2 separate regions of the Homo sapiens genome follow, and region 1 is linked to region 2. A link is a loop called in an ENCODE intact Hi-C map of the cell type or tissue named here. Cell type or tissue: B cell. All regions are shown on one strand. Links, peaks and the distances in the headings refer to the core of each region. The heading gives the core; the rest is flanking DNA. Region 1 overlaps MYCBP2 (MYC binding protein 2). Region 2 overlaps MYCBP2 (MYC binding protein 2).

The links. Hi-C counts contacts between places; a loop is a spot of excess contacts. Peaks named below come from ENCODE experiments on the same cell type or tissue, not always from the same donor. Only the 100,000 strongest peaks of a DNase experiment are listed, where the experiment ranks them.
Region 1: a loop joins it to region 2, with 1.8 times the contacts of the local background. A loop is called at or near these places in 5 of 110 quality-filtered maps.

What each region holds. Positions count from the first base shown.
Region 1 is chr13:77,128,393-77,139,306 of GRCh38, reverse strand. MYCBP2 (MYC binding protein 2) reads left to right here. Exons shown (of 83, transcript NM_015057.5): 52 at 1-111. Among named protein-coding and RNA genes, the nearest start is that of MYCBP2-AS2, 53 kb to the right of the region's middle. In B cell, for the core only: no CTCF peak of the experiment used is centred there; no DNase peak of the experiment used is centred there; H3K27ac peaks cover 330 bases.
Region 2 is chr13:77,178,793-77,189,706 of GRCh38, reverse strand. It overlaps MYCBP2 (MYC binding protein 2), which reads left to right. Exons shown (of 83, transcript NM_015057.5): 30 at 660-756; 31 at 3,644-3,836; 32 at 4,330-4,604; 33 at 7,785-8,006; 34 at 9,389-9,580. Among named protein-coding and RNA genes, the nearest start is that of MYCBP2-AS2, 100 kb to the right of the region's middle. RefSeq lists an enhancer at 4,872-4,921. In B cell, for the core only: no CTCF peak of the experiment used is centred there; a DNase peak (open chromatin) is centred at 5,096; H3K27ac peaks cover 3,113 bases.

The DNA.
Region 1 (10,914 bases), core at 1,201-9,200, 50 kb after region 2:
CTGAATGATGAGACAATAAAGAAGTATGTCCCTAACATGAATGGTTACACTGAAGCCTGGTGCCTCTCTTTTAATCAACATCTTGGCAAGAGTCTTCTGGTCCCTGTTGACGTAAGTAAAAGGTGGTTTTAAAAAGCATTATAGATACACGCTGTTTGTTTTACAGAGCTTTCTTTAATTAAGGCTTTTCAGTTCTGAGGTAACCCACAACTAAGTAACCTTTACTTTACAATTTCTTGAATTCTTAAGGGCTTCTGTGTAATGAAAGTGAAGTTTGGCAAGGTTAAGGCCCTTAGTGCAGATTATGATCCATCACAGATAGGCAGGAAGTAGTAAATTTAATTAATTGCTACTTAATTAAAACTACTGAATTCCTTTCAAAGAGGTAGAAAATGAGAGTGGTTACATTTTTTTCTTTCTTATTTATACAGCTGTGTGGAATGAATTCCAAACTAAAGTTTATGAACTCAGAATTATACATTCAAAAACATGTATAAATGTATGTTATGTTCACATTTTGCAGATAGTTCTGTGTGTTCTGTCTAATTTTGACTCTCTTCCTTCTCGGCTTATAATACTATTATTTAGATTTGTGGTGCTCCGTTGTATTCTAGTTGAAGTTAAATCCTAGTCTTTGAGAGAATTCATTGTACCTCCTTGTTGAGTATAGTAGAATAGAGCCAGTGTTCACAAGATTGCTACTTCATGAAGTATAATAATAACCCACACTTCGTTTTATATATTAACCAGGAAAGAATGATTTTTCCTTTTTTCATTACCATCAAATGTGTGTGCTCTTTAGGATAGAGCTAATAAATAGCACGGGTAAAATTTTATTTAAAAACTTAGTATTTTAAACAGTTGAATTTCTTAAAAATCCGTTTATAAAGTTAGCTTATTGTATCAAACCATTCAGTATATTCCATTTGACTTTCTCCTTGATTGTCCATAATAATGTTCTCCAAAGCAGTAGTTTATATAATACAAGACAATTCTTTGGTGAAGAAAACATTGGAATTTCTATTTCTATTTATTGATCTCATTCTTTTTTATATGCTTTTGTGTATGTTTTATAATAGCACAGTGGAGACTGTATATAGACAGAGAGCAAGAAAGAGAAGGAAGATATGTGATCAAGAAGATTTAGAGTGTTGGCTTACTGCTTTACGGAGGTTAAGTTGAACAATGATACATCTATAAGTAAAATACTAAATTTTAAATTAAAAAATTACATCAATTACGTCTTATTAAATTTTCCTCAGATTTATACCTGCAGTTAAAAATAAAAAGGATTTTGACCCTCTATGAAAGTGTATTTTAAAGAGATAATTATAGCAACCACTTTTGTACAGTTTTTTTTTCCAATATAGACTTTTTTGTTGGGCAAGGGGGAGTTGGTTTTTGTTTTTTATACAGATGGGAGAGCCAGGCGAGGTGGCTCACGCCTGTAATCCCAGCACTTTTGGAAGCCAAGGCCAGTGGATCACCTGAGGTCAGGAGACCAGCCTGGCCAACATGGTGAAACCCCGTCTCTACTAAAAATGCAAAAAATTAGCCAGGTGTGGTGGCGGGCACCTGTAATCCTAGCTACTCTGGAGGCTGAAGCGGGAGAATCGCTGGAACTCAGGAGGTGGAGGTTGCAGTGATTCAAGATCACGCCACTGCACTCCAGCCTGGGAGACAGAGCGAATCTCTGTCTCAAAAAAAACACAAAAATATAGAGATGGGGTCTCACTATGTTGCCCAGGCTGGTCTCAAACTCCTGAGCTCAAGCGATCATCTTACCTTGGCCTCACAAAGTGCTCATATTACAGGCATGAGCTACCACACCTGGCCATTGTGTGTTTTATTTAAGAAAATTTTCTTAAGTCCCTAATAAAATGTTATTCCAGATTATATTATCTTTTCTACCTTCCTAGTCCAAATTTTCTCTGATTTCTTTGCTCATTTGAGGAGCTGCTTTTGGGAGAGAAAGATACTCACACAGATAAAGCAAGTCAATAAACAAAAGTAGAAAGGAAGAGCAAGAAGTACCATCTGTCACAATTCTGAATCCCACGATTTTATTTTAAAGCATTGTGTTCTGTTACTTGATGCTTTTGAACCCCATCCAAGAGACAATCTGTAGTAGACAGTCTCCTTAAGGTCAGGGAAAGAAGGGAGTAACAAAGGTTAGAGGAGCGGTAAGGAGTGGAGTGAGGCATACAGATACTTGTGGGTGGTTTTCACTGGAATGTGAGTGCGGAGGTTGTTAATGTAAACAGCTCAAGAGTGTCTGGTATTGTTAGGAAGCTAGGGTTTTTTTGGTTTCTTCATTTTAAGAGTAGTAGTGACTTGAGAGTTTTATAAGTTAAAAGAAAGATACTAGTAGAAAAAGGGAGAAATTAAAGATATAGATGACAAGACTGAAGACTGAGAAACAGGAGGAGGAAATGGAATTAAGGGCACCTTAGAGAGCTTGCTTCTGTAAAAGAGAGGGGAATATGCATGGCAGTAGTTATGTTTTAGAGGAGGGAGGGACGAAGGGAAGAGGTTGAGGGAGACTACAAGTTCCCTTAAAATAGAAGATAGGAAAACGATCAGTTCAGAATCAAAAGAATGAGTTAAGTTAGGGGGTTGAGAAATGCAATGAATATTTGAAATATTGTTTGAAGGATTACTGGGCCACTAAAGACTCAATGAGACCACTGTATAGACCCAACTGGAATCCCCTGCCTAGTCCTTTATTGCCCTAAGTGTCTGGAATTAAAAGAGCCAAGAAAGAGCCAAGAAAGCAAATTATAGTACTAGTTGCTGAGCTGCTGTGACAGAAATAGCAATTAAGATTATCAGTTCTGGGAATGTGGACTCAGACCTAAGTTAGAAATGTGAAAGGACAAATGGAAGGTCCAAGGGATTTAGAAGATTTAATAAAATCCTAGAACAATATAGTGAATGCACTATAGTTAAAGAGTTGGAAAAATGCAGGCAATAAAGTAGAATATTTGTATTTGATATCATAGGTAGGGCACTTTAACAAATGAGATACTCTATTACATTGCCATGGGAGGGTGGCTGAAGTGCAGTGCACGTGGAAGTCACTACAAGTGCCTAAGTCTAGGAACTAAGAAGTTAGGCAGGTGGAAGATCATCTGCATGGACTTGAAGACACACAGATGATGTGACTCACAAAGTTAAAGATAAAAACAGGCTGGGCACGGTGGCTCACGCCTATTATGCCAGCACTTTGGGAGGCCAAGACGGGTGGATCACAAGGTTAGCAGTTCAAGATGGTGAAATCCTGTCTCTACTAAAAATACAAAAATTAGCCAGGCGTGGTGGTGGACGCCTATAGTCCCAGCTACTCAGGAGGCTGAGGCAGAGAATTGCTTGAACCCAGGAGGCAGAGGTTGCAGTGAGCTGAGATCACACCACTGCACTCCAGCCTGGGTGACAGAGTGAGACTCCGTCTCAAAAAAAAAAAAGAAAAAAAAGATAAAAACAATGTGTTTACCATTGGAGGAAGGGGTCCATAAGACACAATTTAAAGTCATGGGGGGATGGGAATAGTTTGGATCAGGAAGAAACAGAGCAGTTTGGTATAAAAATGAAAGAACAGGTAGATGACATAAGGATTTATGTTTTGGGTGGTGATCAAAGATGACAGATGGGGTACAGTATGGCAAAATTAATTGGCATAGGGCTCTAAACAGATCTGGGATAAAGTTACTTCAGTACAGGTATTAACTGAGGACTCATACAGAGTCAGAGGCCTGGCATAGGCAGGGACAGGTATGATTTTCTGTAGGGACTAGGGCAGACCCCTTACGCAGTCAGTACATTTTTTTTATGAGTATCTGACTGTGCAGGGCTAAACATGGTAGGACATAGAATAATGATTCCCTCTCATCTTCTCAAGGAAATAACACACCTAAATAGTTGCATCTTGCTGCCTCTTCTTTTGTATGTCTTATACATTTACTGCTGGAAAAACTATCTTTCTCCCTTCTTACTTCAGTTCGTTTAAAGTAAATGAACTTTAATCATGGCTGTTAATTGTAAAACATGACTCAATAAAAAAATGAAAGCTGGGAGATATGAAATCAAATTAGAAGTATTCAAACACCAATGCTGCTAACTTAAAAAGAAGTGAAAGTACTGAAAAGTTGCCTTCAGCACTGTTTGTGTCTATCTCTTCAACCTTTTCTAGTTAAAACAATTTTGTATTGACATCAATGTGTGCACGTTATTTGGATCCCAACTCAAACAAACTATAGAGAGAGGAATGGGGGCAGAGATTGGAAGTTTGAACACTGACTGAATGTTGGATGAATTATTTTTAAAAATAAGATTACTATAATTACCCATTTTAGATAATCCTTAAAGTGATCTTGTCATGCTGTCTTGTTTACTCATGTTTTAGAATTCGTGTATTCATCGTTAAGTATGAACTTTAGCTCAATTTGGATCTATCAGTCTTTCTATTTAAACACCATATTTGACTGAAAAATATTCATATCCTAATTTAGTTCAAAGTGACTTTAACTGTTTTTAGTAATGCTCTAGTTGAGAGACAAAATAACATTAGACATTCATATTATGACTGTATCGTTTCCAAAATAATTTTTAAGTCAATGGGAAAGATAGAGCTAAATAGATGAAGGGTTCAGATCCTCTGTGAGGCATTCATTATCAATTATGTAGAACTTTTTGCCCTTTTTAGAACACTTTTCCTTTTTTTTTTTGTTATTTTTGTTGTTGTTTTTTGTTTTGTTTTTTGTTTGTTTGTTTGTTTTTACAGCACCTTGCCCTGCCACCCAAGCTGGAGTTCAGTGGCACGATCTTGGCTCACTGCAACCTCCACCTCCCAGGTTCAAGCGATTCTTATGTCTCAGCCTCCCAAGTAGCTGGTATTACAGGCATACACCACCACACCCAGCTAATTTTTGTATTTTTAGTAGAGACGGGCAGGGTTTTACCATGTTGGCCAGGCTGCTCTCGAACTCCTGGCCTCAAGTGATCCACCTACCTTGGCTTCCCACAGTGCTGGGATTACAGACTGGGATTAAAGACGTGAGCCACTGCACCCGGCTGAGAACATGCTTTCCAGTTTTATGTCTTAAGAGTCTTTGTTTTGTTGTCTAATTTATCTAGAATGGTTTCACTTCCATTTTTTTCTAATCTTAAGTTGTCCAGACTCAAAAATTGGTTGGTGATCTTCTCTTTATTTTCCATTTTTGCTATAGTCATTAATTCATTAATTGCTCATTTAGTAAATATTTGAGTTCTTATTCGTAGAATTCTTATTTGCATTCTTGTTAGTAATAAATACTAAGCTGGAAAGTAGGCATTGGGTGGAGATGCAGAGGGGAGGGATACAGAGTAAATAACATGGGGTGAAGTTCTGATCCTTGGAGTACTCACCATGTAATGTGGTAGACATACCATATTCACATAATTAAATTGCATTGTGATAAGTTGTGGAATGGCTTCACTTAAGTGACATTTGAGGAGGACTTGAAGAAAAGTTGCCAGGAAACAGTAAAGGAATTTCTAGACAGAGAATCAAATGTTCAGAGTTATGGGGACATGCTATGTATGTGAACTAATGAATAGTTGATATAGGTAAAGCAGAGAATTGAGGGTGGAAAACAGATATGTACTGGGGAGAATAGCTTTCTCTCTTCCTTCTCAGGCAGCACTTAATCTGTAGAAGTAGAGAAGGCTTACTTCTTTCTCCAGCTACCCATAATATTTGTTTTTCTTGCCTTCAGCCCATTTGTGTTTATGTACCTCTTATTTCTGTTTTTAAGCTACTTAAGGATAAGGACTCATTCAGGATCCCTTCTCACTCACATTTGTTTCTTCCTAAGCATTAAAAATTACACTTTGCTCATAGTAGGTTTTCACAGTTTGTTGATGCTTTACACATTTGTGGATGCTTAATTTTAGTTCTTTGCATTTGATATGATCATTCTGTTTAAAATAATTTCTAACATATATATGCTCCTTGCCTTAATTATCTCATTTAATCCTCATTGTGACCCTGTGATGTTAAGCATATTATAATTCTCATTTTTGCAATGAGTAAAGATAGCCACTCACCCAGGATCACAAGTAGAAAGTAGTGGAGCTGGTATTGGAACACCAGTTGATATGATTCCAAAGCCCATGCATTTATGTTCCGTATGCATTAATCTAGTGGAGAGATAAGGATAAATATAGTTATAAAAGGATGAAGCAACTATAGCTGTAATAATCCTGTTACTTTGACTAGAACTGCCAAACTACAGAAAGATAAATACTTATAACCTTAATGGTTGAATGAGGATGAATACCATATGTATTGAAGATGACATGAGTTATTCTTTGATTGCATACCTGGGGAACATTGATTGATTTTAAATTAAAATTCTGAAGATGTGGAATCTGCAAAATGTGAGCTAGTAGAATGTTTCAAATATCAGGGACAATGCAAGTAAAAAGATGAAGAGAGAATTTATTATGCACCTACCAAGGAAGACATTAGACTCTGGAATCACAAGCTTAATTTTTTGGAAAACAAGTGTACTTCTATGATAGGAGATGTTAATGGTTTCAAACTTACACACCCAATTCTTTGGGTACTCTGTCAAAAATGAGATCTTTTAACATTGTGAGGGGGGTTGAGTGGAAGAGAAAGTTTATATCAAGGGAAGTAGATGATAGACAAATGGAAGTATTCTGAGGTATCTTTATAGTTCCCATATAATCTGAATTCTTACAGAATTGAGTTTCTGTATATCTCCATGCATTTATACAGATTACTTCTTATTTTAGGCTGATGGGTGTTCACATATAGAAAGTATACTGATTTTCCAAATTTTGGAACCTGAAAGATTTGAAGTAGAGTTGAAGAGAAAGTATCATTTGTTAATCTTGTTTGTATAGCTTCACCTGGGTTAATTGATAAAATTGGCAAATGTTTCTTGCATTTTAAATCCAATTTCATTCCTTTTTACCTAATAACATTAAATCCAATTTCATTCCTTTTTGCCTAATAACACTTAGCAGTCACAGCTTTAACATACCCCAGATTTCCTGATTTTGTTAATAGCTTTGTGTGTATGTGTATACATAACCCGTGTTTTAATCTCAATAATATTAACTTAATACAACATTAGTAAATGTGCTGTTCTTATATGGTTAAGAACAGCTTTATTTCATTCTTTAGCTTAGTGTTAAAGTTTCGTAAACAGAATGAGATTAAAACAGTTAAATTAAGATTGTAATAATATATATACGCTATTCTTAATTTTCCTGAGTCATTTCATCATTTTGCTTTAACAATGGCAATTCTTAGCTTTGTGCTTATCTAACACAAGGAAAGATTTTTTTCTTTTATTTGCATGAGCATTTGGCATGGTTGGTCACTTATTTTCACTGTGATAATTATTCACTTGTTGGTCTCTTTTCTACGCCATGAAAGATTATCAGCTTAGAGTTGCAATTTGGTGTTCATTAATTTAGTTAGATTCCCAGTATGCTTTAATTTTCTAATTTTCTTGACAGAACTTTTCTGCCTTTAAAATAGTATTTGAGAATGAAATGTTATTTTATATATATGTGTGTTCGTATATACACATGCACACACAAGCTGTGCTTATAATAATCTGTGAAATTATACTATATGAAAGCTAACATATTTTAATAGTGAGAAATTGGGGCTTTGGAAAAATTAACATTTTCCTGAATGTTCATATCTTTAGACTAAAACATTTCTAAATTTCCAAAGAACACTATTCAAGTGTGTGTGTGTGTGTGTGTGTGTTTGTTTGTGTGTGTGTGTGTGTGTGTGTGTTTGAGATGAAGTCTTGTTGTTGCCCAAGCTGGACTTGAACTTCTGGGCTCAAGGAGTCCTGCCTTCTCAGCTTCCCACGTAGCTGTGACTACAGGCATGTACTACCATGCCGAGCTATATTTTTAAATTATTTTGTAGAGACGAGGTCTCTCTGTCTTATCCAGGCTGGTCTCGAACTCCTGGATTCAAGCAATCCTCCTGTCTCAGCCTTCTGAATAGCTACGAGTATAGGCATGCACTACTCACCCAGCTATTCAAGTATATTTTATTTTTAAACTCCAGCTTTCTGTTAGTCAAATTTCTGCTTCTTGATAAATGCAGTTTTATTAGGACATTGCATTTTGAAAATAATCTTAGGGTAAACCAGTGTGAATTAAGAATTTTCTACAACTGCAGAACAAAAGCAAAAAAGTATAAAGTTTCAATTTACATGGAAGCATATACAGAATTGATTTTATTGGCAATTTATTACCACAGTTAGCAGTTAACATCATTTTAAAATATCATTGTACATGTTGTTGACTGAGAAAGCACTTATGTTTGCACATTGACTTAAAAGAGAGACATAAGCTTTAAATATTGTCAACCAGTCATCACATTGCTTCTTTATCACTAACTTTACCTGCATTACTTTTAACAATTGCCTTTCATGTTACTTTAATACTAGAATAATTTATGCTAAAAAATAGAATACGCTAAAAAAAAGTGATATTGTTTTATGTCAAAAAGTCTGTCCCACTATGCTTTGTAAGGGAGAAAAACCCATTGACCAAGTACTCTACAAATTCTTATATACGTGGATGAACCAGTATAGACATTTTTCCCCTAAAACATAGCACTTCAAAATGCTCTGCAATATGTTTTTCACTTTACCTAAAGAGAAAGGACGTATTCCCTATCCACTTTTAATTAGGGGGCAGTTGGCTTTGGTTTTGGTTTACATTTATTTGTAGGCATATTATTAGACACTTTGTTTAGAGTTTTATATGTCTTATATTTATGAATTAGTATATATTTATGTAGATGGGTGTGTACCCACATTCATCTGTACATATATATGTATATATCCATATATATATATGGATATGGAAAATATAGAACTAGAAAACAGTAAATAAAGTCTCATTATCTAAAATGAGATAATGAGAAAAGTTTCATTATCTAAAATGAGATAATGAGAAAAGTTTCATTATCTAAAATGACTTATAATTGATAAGGAATTTTGATGTTTCTTTTTTGTTGAAGTCTTAGTTGATCTTTTTTATTAATATTTTGAATGTCCTCTTTTTTGGTTCAAAATAACCGTTTATCATAATATTTACATAAGCAATAAAATTGTGCAATTGCTACTCACTAGAAAGATTTTAATTTCAAATCAGATAAATATAGATTGATAGCATGAGATAACTACGAAAATGTATATCATTTAAATTATCAGTAAAACATTTTGTGAAGATGTTAATTTTTCTAGGATAACGTTTCTGTGAATTAATTGTTCCTTAACAAAACATTTTTAGACTTAAACTTAGAGATCCTAAATGCTCTGCATTTCCTAAACTTTGAGATAGAGAAAAGTAGGCCTGTCTTTTGATAAAATTGATTACATTTTTATCTTTTGATAAAAAATTGATTGTATGTATTATGTTTTTCTTATCAAATTTGTTAGTAGCATTCAGAAACATTTCCAAATGAATTTTTTCCTACTTATAAAGGGAAGGAAAATTGAAAAAAATGACTCAGACTTTTTATTTTTTACTTTTTTAGTTTTTATTTTTATTTTTGTACTTCAAAAAGTGATAAGTTCACGTAAACTACATGCCATTATTATTCATAATGATAATTGCATTTTCTATACAATCGATATCATTTCCATTTTTATTATAAAACAGCAGACTGGTTTCTGTCATAAAACAAATCTGGCTTGTATTAGAACAAATACATCCTCATTTAAAGAATTTTAAGGTTTCTTTCTTGCATTGAGTATCTTAAGCTTTATAACAACGTCTGGCTCTTAATTTTAGTAAATGGCATGACACACTATATCCATGGAGAGCTTCTGACAAAAACTTACTTATCAGACAGAATTTCTTCGGTGTGTTGTTTACTCAGATGGCTTCAGTTTCTCTTTAGTAAAATAATATTTCCATGTTGGTGCTAGAGTACAGAAAAATGTTGTTACTGTGCACGCATCTTCTGCAGATGATATCCTGTTCCCTTTCTTTGTTGATATTTTTCTTTCTTAAACTTTGTTGCTCAGAATATCTTTAATGCTAGCCAAGGAGTCAGGGATTTGGACGTATTTTCATGGACTTCCAAAGCTTTTTTCCCCCAGGTGAGTTAACTGTAAGGAACAATAATATTTTATTCAGGTATTTCAGCATGTATAACAAATTTTGTGTCTTTAAAACCTTTGCTTAAGATTAATAAAACCTTTTAACCAAAAAAAGATCTATATGAAGTGCTGCAATTGAGTTTTCTCACTCCTGCCAAAAAGAATGTATTATTAGTTTAAGTGATACTTCCACATGACTTCAAATTTGCTATATTTAGTTTTATGAGTAGCTTTTCCAATGACTATATCTAAGATTAGTGTTTTCACAACTAACTTATTTAGGTGACAGTGTCCTGGCCTTATGGCTCTTTTATTTTTTCTGCTGCCAACACTTTCACATTCCCTCTTTGAATGTTCATCTGAGAATGGGATGGGAATGGAGGGAGAAAATAATAATATTGAAATTCATGAATTTAATATGCTGGTACCTGGGTCTTACATTTCTGTATTGAATAAAGCATGTATTTTACTATTGCTTGAGCATGATAGGCACAGTTCTATGACTTTATGTCTGTCAGTGTTTTATACTGTTTAGCACAAGAATTGGATAAACTTTGTTTTATACTTATTAATATAGTTTTATTACCTTTTCAATAAAATATTATTTTAAATTTTTAACAAGTTTTCATAATTGCCTTTCAGTGACTAGTTTGCAATTATAATTAGTTGTGCCAAGGCTTAACTCCCAGTGTTACCCTGAATGATCAAAAGTTAGAATTATTGTTATAATTAATTAAATGCACTAGGAATATTATTAAATACC
Region 2 (10,914 bases), core at 1,587-9,586:
TATAAAGGCATATGCCTGTGTTTACCTTATTTATTTCTAGACTACTGCAATACTTTTAGAATAAAGAATTCAAATGGATATAAACCGTTACTGAAAAATGTTGTCATTCGTTAAGCAGTAAAAAATCAAAGGAAATGGTCTAGAACTGTGATTCTATCTCCCTATCTTTCTTTCTGGTAATCACTTTGTGGTTACAAACATTATTTTTCCCCAAAAGGTTTTTTCGTTTGTTTGGTTTTTATGCACCGTGCAATCTGTTATAGTTACTGTTTGTAATATGTAGCTCTACAAACATAACGTGTTGCATTGGACTACTCCCAGGTACTCACTGGTTGAATAACTTTTAAATAACAGCATTAATAGTAGCATTACTAGAGAATATAAGTTATATGTTATATACATTATATATGTTCTCTAAGAAGAGGAAAAAGCCTCTACTACTCGGTCTTGCGAAGGTAGGATTTAAAGGAAGTGCCCATATGCTAAAAACTTTGTTTAGCTTGGAAAAATGTTTCAAAAAAGCCCTGTATTGGCATTACCTGGCAAAAAAATTTAAATATATAATTTATTTTCCCATTCAAAAATGTATAATATACTTTAAAAAGAAAAAATGACATTGGACTTTCTAACATAATTTTATATGTGTCTACTGCCTTTAGACTTCCAACCAGTGATGGCAGTGCTTCAAAAGGCAAACAGCAAACCAGTGAACCTGTACACATTTTAAAGAGGTCTTTTGCAAGAACTGTCTCAGTGGTAAGCCATGTTTTAAAAAATTTCAGCTTTTCTCTTCAGTCCTCAGATACATTTTGATGTTTAGAGTTTAGCTGCTCTTGTAAGTTTATCTTAGCCTAGATTTATAAACTCAGATTTGGTTTTGTATTCACATTTATATTCTAGACCACAGATAAAGTATACTTTAAATCATAGAAAAATGGAGGTGTTGGCCTATGATTTTAACATGACCAGATGAATTGGCCTTGCTGTTTTTGAAACAAATAACGATTTGCTTTTCTAGTAAATCATATATGAATGCATATGCTGAATGAATTAGAAAATGAAGGAAAAGTTAAGGATGGTGCTGGCCCAAAAAAGCGTGATTACTACTTGAGGAACTAGGTGGAAGAGTTGCATATCTAACTAGGAAGTTTGTTGAACCACTTGCCATCCCCATTGTACACATGAAGAAGCACAGTGCCATTGAGGTTAACAGTGCAGAATGGAAAGTCAACATGATGTAAATAAATGAAAGTATAAATTAAGGTCTTGATCTCTCATGTATTAATTGAGGATTCTTACGTATGTTACCTAAGTAAATTACATCATAGCATTTTGAATTTCTAATGAGATAAGGGGTGTAAGATGTTTTTGGAACTGTAAGGCACCATCTGAATGTGATTTATTAATATAGCTAGTAGTCTTTCATATTAGTAAAATGCATAGGAAGAATGTTTCTTTCCCTTTTAAATTTATTTTTCAACCCACCAAGTGAATATATATTCCTGGTAGGAATGAGATAAAAGTATCCTAAAAGTATATGAAAGATTTTTCTCCCATTCTCATGATCACCATATATACCTACTATTTACATTTTGGTGTGTATCTTCCCAGACCTTTTTTTTTTTTTTTTTTTGGTGAGGCAGAGTCTCGCTCTGTCGCCCAGGCTGGAGTGCAGTGGCACGATCTTGGCTCACTGCAACCTCCGCGTCCTGAGTTCAAGCAATTCTCCTGCCTCAGCCTCCTGAGTAGCTGGGATTACAGGCGCCTGCCACCACGCCCAGCTAATTTTTGTATTTTTAGTAGAGAGGGGGTTTCACCATGTTGGTGGTGGTCTCGAACCCCTGACCTCGAACAGGCTGGTCTCGAACCCCTGACCTCATGACCCACCCGCCTCGGCCTCCCAAAGTGCTGGGATTACAGGTGTGAGCCACCGCACCCGGCCTTCCCAGACCATTTTTATATGCAAAAAAACTTATTAGTACGTATCAAATACAGGATGCTCTACAACATGCTTGCTTGTTTCTTACGATACTTACAGTTTTCATCTTTTTTAGAAAATTTCGTATTATATATCATGGACATCCTTCCCTGGCAGTACATTTGGCTCTGTCAGTCTTCTCCGTTTGCGTACCATTATTCTAATTTATTCAATCTGATATCTATCAAAGAACCACTTTGATTCTCATTTTTTGTTATTTCATCTTGCTTCATGAGCATCTATACACATACATCTTTAAATACTTGTGTACTTATGTGCATACTTCTACTGGAAATATGCCCATTTAAAGTTTGGTATATCCTCTCAAAGTTGACCTTCCAAAAGAGCCATGGCAGTTTGTAGAGCTTGTGCTTTGAATAAAAGACTATGAGAACTTTGGCTTCTTGGTAACTTTGCATCCTATTAGTCTTAAGTTGAGTTTGGTATCTTTTGATTCAAATAAGGATCTTTGACTCTGTTATGCTTTCTTTAGTGATCTCACTTTTCTGTGCTTGGTAACCCCTTTGTATTTATGTTTAAGTGGTTTTGTGGCCATTAGGTAATTGTAGACTTTATATACAAAACTTATTCAGTCATTTCTTTAAAAGGTAAACTATAGGGCTTAGCACATTGGCTCACGCCTATAATCCCAGCACTTTTGGAGGCCGAGGCAGGAGGATTGCTTGAGCTCAGGAGTTCAAGACCAGCCAGGGCAATATAGTGAAACCCCCATCTAAAAAAACTTAAAAATTAGCTGGGTATGGTGGTGCGCACTTGTAGTCCCAGCTGCTTGGGAGGCTGAGGGGGTGGTGAGAGGATAGCTTGAGTCCAGGAGGTTGAGGTTGCAGTGACCCGTGATCACACCATTGCATTCCAGTCTGGGTGATAGAGGAAGACTCTATCTCAAAAAAAAAAAAAAAAAAAAATTGAATCTATAAACTCGTTTTCAGGAGCTCTGGGATTTGGTGGGAATGGGGCAGTAAGTGCTCTGCTTTGAGATTCAGGTGGTATCTGTTGTCATTTAACCATGATAAAACCAGAAGACTAGAACTGCAAAGAAAATCTACCATCTTAAACTCATATGCTAGAATTTTAAATAATCAAAATAGGAATTTTTTAGTATTTTCTAGTCAATTTTTATCTTCTATTAATGTATTTATCAAAAATTGACTGTAGTTTGTATTGCAAATTTTAATATATAGACATAAAATAAGTTATTTGATACTGTTACTGATATCTAACACTAAAACTCTATTTTATTTTTTACTACAGTGACTGTAAAAAGCTTTATTTTTCTTTCAAGTAAACATGCATTGTTTTATAAGTGCTTCTCATTTTTCCCTTGTTTATATGATAAGCTAGATAGCTGGGTAGCAGGAACACTGAAAAATTTATTTTTAAATAGGTAAATATTGAAGAATGTTGTTTTTAGAAATGCTTAACTACTTTACCTTTTTTGTAACAAACTTCAAAGTTACTGTTGAGGGTAATTTAATAAATGAACTATAAAAGTGTCTTGGGCTCAGTAAAAAAAATTCAATTAAAAAACTCAGTAAAAAAATTCAAAAGAAAGTTTTGAAGTTGTCTACCATTGCCTTTCCATTTGATTCCGTTTATGGTATCATTTGAATTAATTGTTGTCTGTTTTTTCATATTCTGGATTAGGAATGTTTTGAGTCATTGTTGAGTATTCTTCACTGGAGCTGGACCACCTTAGTCTTAGGAGTTGAAGAACTTAGAGGATTAAAAGGATTCCAGTTCACAGCTACACTCCTAGATTTAGAGAGACTGCGCTTTGTGGGTACCTGTTGTCTGAGGTTATTGCGTGTCTATACCTGTGAAATTTACCCAGTGTCAGGTATGATGCATTTTTTTTAAATGACTATAGGGAGAAAATATTAGAGACATTGAGAAGATTTACTTTGAGATAACTGAGAGTTTATGCCCCCCAGCTGCATTTAAGCTGCTTCTAAAATGAGGGGAGAAAGTCAGCTTGCTATGATGCTTATGTATTTGCTTATAAAGAGTAAAATAGATTACATGTCATTCTGATACAAAAAGTAATAGTGGGCCAAAGTTAAATAATCTAATAAAGTTTAATTTTAAACAAATTCTGTCAAATAGAAATATTTTGAACAAGCAATTTGGACTTAAATGCTGAAACTAGGTTTTTATTCCCCCTTCCATTTAGATTAAAAATTGGGACTACACTTAATCTCTAAGTTGTTTCATTTCTAAGATATTAGTACTTGTGATACTTAGCTGTATAGGGAATTACTGAATTATATTGATTGTTTTCATGCATATTTAATATTTTGCTTAATTACCAATCTGCTTTTTCCCCCTCAAAGCTACAGGAAAAGCAGTTGTAGAAGAAACTAGCAAATTAGCAGAGTGTATTGGAAAAACCAGAACTTTGTTAAGAAAAATTTTATCAGAAGGAGTTGATCACTGCATGGTGAAATTGGATAATGATCCTCAAGGATATCTCAGTCAACCCTTGAGTCTTCTAGAAGCTGTCCTTCAGGAATGTCATAATACTTTCACTGCCTGCTTTCATTCTTTCTACCCAACTCCTGCCTTACAGTGGGCTTGCCTTTGTGATCTGCTGAATTGTTTGGATCAGGTAATTTAAGTTTGTAAAATGTTAGTTGAAAATCTGATATATTGCTTAATACTCTTCAAGAAAATAAATTGCAGTTGCCATATCTTCTTAACTTGTATAAAAGATAAATTAGGAAATCATTCGGTGTACATGACTTATATAAGCAAAGTTTAAAATTTTTTAAATCTGCTTCATCATCTTTTAGTTACAAAATTGGTAGGCACATTGTGCAGTTGCTGATTGGTTTTTGAATTGGAGTGAGTGATTCTGAGAGAGGGAGAGAGGAAAAGAACCATAGTGACCAGGGGAGAGCAGGGATAGCACCAGGAGGCCCCCGCCACCCTCATCTGTGAGAACAGGAAGGAGAGAGAGCTGAGAGAACAGTCATACTAGCATTGTTCATTCATTCATGAGGAAGCCACAACCTTTGTAAACCTTTATGCACCAAGTCACAGAGTTTCACAACACCTGAGGCAAAACACTGACAGAACTACAGGGAGAAATAGATTCACATTGACAGCTGGGGACTTTAACACTCCTCTTTCAGTAATTAATAGAGGAACTAGGCCAAAAACATCAGCGATGCAGATTTGAACAGTACTGTCAACCATCTTGATCTGACATTTACAAAACAGGATATGAAACTGCAAAATACATATTCTTTTCAAGTACACATGATTTTTAAAAGAAATATTTGGGACCATTCACTAAGGTAGATCATATGCTAGACCATAAAATGTCTTAATAAATTTCAAAAGATTAAAATGTGAAAGAATATATTTTCAGACCACAGTAGAATTACAGTAAAAATCAATAGCAAAGGATATCCAGAAAAAGCACCAAACATTTGGAAAATGACAGCACTTCTAAGTAAGCAGTTGATCAAAGAAGAAGTTATAAAGGAAATTTTAAAATGTTTCACATAGAAAGATAAAAACATAATATCAGAATTTGTGGGATTTAGCTAAAGCATTGCTTAAAAGAGCTCTTTATACCCTTAAATGCTTATATGAAGAAGAAAGGTTTAAAATCAGTGACCTAAGCTGCTATGTTAAGAATCTAGAAGGAAAAGCAAATCTAACCCAAAGTTAGAAGGAAGGAAGGAAATAATAAAGATAAGAGCAGAAATCAATGAAATAGAAAGTAGAGAAAATTAACACAGCTAAAAGTTGGTTTTTTGAAGAAAAAAAGTTGGTAAACTCCTAGCAAACCTGACTGGGAGAGAAGAGAGAAAGAAAAAACATGAAATACCATAATCAAAAGTGAAATAGGGGTTCACCGGGCACGGTGGCTCATGCCTGTAATCCCAGCACTTTGGGAGGCTGAGGTGGGTGGATCACTTGAGGTCAGGAGTTCGAGACCAGCCTAACATGGCAAAACTCAGTCTCTACCAAAAATACAAAAATTAGCCAGGCATGGTGGTGCACAGCTGTAATCTCAGCTACTCGGGAGGCTGAGGCACGAGAATTGCTTGAAGGCGGGAGGTGAAGGTTGCATTGAGGCAAGATTGTGCCACTGCACTCCAGCCTGGTGACAGAATGATACTCCATCTCAAAAAAAAAAAAAAAAAAAAAAAAAAAAAGAAATAGGGACTATCACTATAAACAACTTTATACTGGTGAATTTTTCAGCCTTAGAGGAAGTTGACAAATTCCTTGAAAAATATAATTTTATCAAAACTAACACATTAAGAAATAGAAAAATCTGAATTGCCTCATATCCATTTAAAAATTATCAAAAACTTTCCCACAAAGAAAATTTCAAGTCCAAATATTGTCATTTATGAATTCTGTTAAACATTTAAGAAAGAAATAATGTCAACCTTTTACAAAGTCTTTTGGAAAATACAGGAGGCAACACTTCCCAACTAATTTTATGAGTTTAGCTTTATCCTATACCAAAACCTAACTAAGATACTACAAGGAAAAATTACAGATGAATATCACTCAGAAACATAGATGCTCTTAAAAATATTATCAAACCAAATTGAACATGTAAACAATATATCATAACCAAGTGGGATTTATCTTAGAAATACTTAGTTAAATAATTGAAAATCGATGTAATTTACCATGTTAACTGAAAAAAGAAGGCAAATTGATGATTTCCTCCATATAGCTACAGGAACAGTGGTTGATGAAACTAGCAGTTACTCAATGATGAAAACCTCTCAGGAAAGTAGGATATAAGGAAACTCCTAAATCTGATAAAAAGATATTTACAAAAAAATCTTCACTAACAACATCCCACTTACTGGTGAAATCTGAATATGCCCCTAAGTTTGGAAACAAGACACGTGGTATCTACACTCACCACTTATATTCAGCAGTGCACTGGAAGTCCTAGGCCTCCCCGCCCTCCTTCGTGAAAAAAATCATTGTCATCACTAATGCATCCCAGGCAACTTTGCATCCATGTAGCAGAGTAGTATGTTTTACCACTCAATTTCCAGGGGCAAGATTATTGCCTGGACTAGTGCACAACTTAATTACTCTCTCACTCTGAACCTTCCCAGTCTGATATGGTTCTTTTCTTCTTTGCTACAGAACAGGCTAGATTTAGCAAATGTTGGTTTAACATATGGAATGTTACTCTGCTTTTATGCTTAACTTTGTAACACAGATGTTTGAAGGACTAGGTAATGTGTACACAATTTTGTGAATTAGGATATCATGTGTTGGCTTTAATGCTTTTTTATGAAATTTTGTAAGTATGCTACTAATTTTTCTTGGTAAATTATGGAATGTGATAATATAATTTTGTGACCTTAGTGAAATGTGCTTGTAATAGCACAGATTTATAATTTGCATCATTTATTATTTGAGAAAAATAGTCTCAGTCCTTATTGAAAATACCTTAGATACATTCTAATTGGGGCCTTTTTGGCATCTCCCTTTGAAACAGTGCTAGAGAGTACTGTGATTGTGAGGATATGAAAATATAAAAATGCTCATTTACTAGAGGACAGGAGCCTGATTTTTCTTGACCAGACTTAATTTTTCATCTTCATTGAATAGAAACTTAAACAATTTTTTAAATATATAGATGTAGTATTATTCTATAACAAGACAATTTAAATGACAGAGTGACAGAAAATTTTGGTATAATTTAAAAGATGGTTTACCTTTTATGTATTCAGAAACTTAGATTATACTGATGCTATATTTTTTGGTTGGGGGGCCATATTTTTGTTTTTAAAAGGATATCCAAGAAGCAAACTTCAAGACATCAAGTAGCCGACTCCTTGCAGCTGTTATGTCAGCTCTGTGTCACACGTCTGTTAAGCTGACTTCCATCTTCCCGATTGCGTATGATGGAGAAGTATTACTACGATCAATTGTTAAACAAGTTAGTACAGAGAACGACTCAACACTAGTTCATCGTTTTCCCCTTTTGGTGGCACATATGGAAAAACTCAGCCAGGTAGGTCTGTCTCTGAAATCTTTTATACAGAGGCACTAAAACTCTAAATGGTTTTATTTATTGCCTCTTTTATACAGAGGCAATAAAACTATAAACACACCAAGCTAAGCGTATTTAGCTTGGTGCTTATTCTTCTCTATTTTTAAGTATATTTACAAAATGATTATTTTAAATATTTTTGAAAAATGTTCATATTTACCTATAAAATGAAGTTTTTTTGCTCTAACGGTTTAATCACACACCTTTAAAAAAATTTGAGAGTTATACAATGAATACCTACATATTTGTTTTTCCTGAACCATTTGAAGGTAAGTTGCAGATACTTTACATTCTAATATAATATTTTAGATTTCTAAGATAGAACAATAAGAAAATAAAGGATTTTTAAAATATCTACTTAATAACACTTTGGTATATTAAAATAAGCACTGTAAATAATAGGTATAGGAAACATTCACATAAATCATTTTCATGCTGGAAATCAGCTAAATTAATCATCTTTTCCCTTTTTTCTGAAAAATAAAGTATTTTTCCTTTATTGAGACTCTGTGACTTCTTGAAATTTTTCTACCGGTAGGGGTTGGAATTTTCTTATCTCCACTTAGGAAAACAAATACAGTAGAAATTATAAAACTACATAGGAATCATATGTGTGTACAAAAAGAATTTTGTTAAAAAAGTGATTTACACAGACTACAGTTGCATTACAGCTAAATATACTAGAATTTATTATCTCAGATTAAGACCTTGTCCTATAGAAAAAGCTTTTTATTTTTGTTTTTTAAGACTAGCTCATTCTGTCACCCAGTCTACAGTGCAGTTGTGCCATCGCAGTTTACTGCAACCTCAACCTCCTGGACTCAAACGATCTTCCCACCTCAGCCTCCCAAGTAGCTGGGGCTGTAGGCACATACCACCACACCCAGCTAACTTTTTAAAAAAACATTTTGTAGAGACAAAGTCTTACTATGTTGCCCAAGCTGGTCTCAAACTCCTGGCCTCAAGTGATCCTCCCATCTCAGCCTCCCAAAGTGCTGGTATTGCTGACACCACGCCCAGCCAAAAAAGCTTTTTAAATGGAAAGAAGTTTTCTGTCTGTCATATAGAATTGTAAATTGAAAGTTAAATAAGAGAATAAAATAGGACTCAAAGCTAATAAAAACATTTCGTAAATGTATGGTACTTTGATACGCAGAGACAGATAATTCAAAAAAGAACTTCTAAGTGAAAAGTGGCTCCACATATAACCAGAAAGATTTGTAGAAATTGACCCTGATTCAAGTCTGAATTTTAAGAGTATCAGAAAGACAAGGTTTTCAAATTGAGTACTCCTATGAAGGAAAATAAAACAATACCTTAGAACTTTTTCTTATGTATCGCAGAGTGAAGAGAATATCTCAGGGATGACAAGCTTCCGTGAAGTTCTGGAGAAAATGCTGGTCATTGTTGTGCTACCAGTCAGGAACAGCCTGAGGAGAGAAAATGAACTCTTCTCCTCCCACCTCGTCTCTAACACCTGTGGATTACTGGCCAGCATTGTCAGTGAACTGACAGCGTCAGCCCTGGGATCTGAGGTAATACATTATATTTTGACACTGGATAAAAAGCACATGTGTAAGTTTTTTACACAGTTTCTTTTTTCAACTATTTTGGCTTTGTGGAAGCTAATTTCAGATTGGATTAGCAACCCCAATGCATTGTTTTTCTTTTTTGCCTTTCTCTCCACCTCCTACTTTCTCTGATTTGTTACTTCTCTCTCACCAGTTTACCCAGCATCCACAGGAATATAAAGTATACATTTTCCTCATAGAGCAGGTCGTCATCTGCCCCATTGCACAAGCCCACCACCATGCCCCGTGAAAAGCAAAGATAGTTCTCACTGCTGGAAGATGAGTAACATTGCTGAAGTCAGGCCCTACTCATAGTGCACACATAGTGTGGGAAAGGTAATGAGGTTTAGACTTCAGCTCTGCCCACTCAACCGACCCTAGAGAAATACATACTTAAAATTGGAATAATAATTTTTATTTCACCTCTATCACAGGTTTTTTGAAATTATAGTAAAATATACATAATATAAAATTTGCCATTCTAATCATTTTTACGTGTACAGTTCAGTGGCATTAAATGCATTCACTTTGTTGTACTTAGTTGTACATTATCACAAAGTTTTCAAAGTCTCAAATATTATGTTTGAGAAAATCACTTTGAAAGTGCCTTTACATTTTGTAAAGTAACATTATTCCATTTCACTGCCTTACTCTTTCTTATAACTTAACTGAATGTTTTGACTGAATTTGGGGAATGTTTCTGTTTTTTCCTCCTAAAAAACAGACAGTAGATTGGTTTGGAAAATCATGTCCTAATATGAAATATCTTACATCATTCAAATGAATGTTTAATAATCAGCATATATTCAGTGGCCCTAGCTCCCAAGTTCTTGTCAAGGAACTTCTTTTCTCTATTTTACTTTTATAATTCCTAATCTTTGCTTTTTTTAAAAAATTTATTTTAACACCTATTCTGAATTAACCCATCCAATATATACACATTATTGATTAATTGTGACAGTTTAGCCTTTAGAATTTCATTGTATGAAATTCATACGTAAGAAATTCGCATACATATGGTTCATCGCATACACTTGAGCTAATTTTAGTCTCTCATCCTGGGAAGCACTTTCTAAGTTTCTTGGTTAACTTTGAGTTTGGCCTCAGAGACGATTGAAGCCCTTGTCAGAAATTTTTTAACTTTTTACATTTACTCATTTAGTCTATAATACCTTCCTTTGATAGTATACTCTGCAGGATGCAGGAAAGTCTATAATGTGTAGATCCCCTTCCAAAGTTTACTAAAGAGTTCTCCCCTTTAAACTTACCTTTCCAATGAAAAGGAATACCAAAAGTTA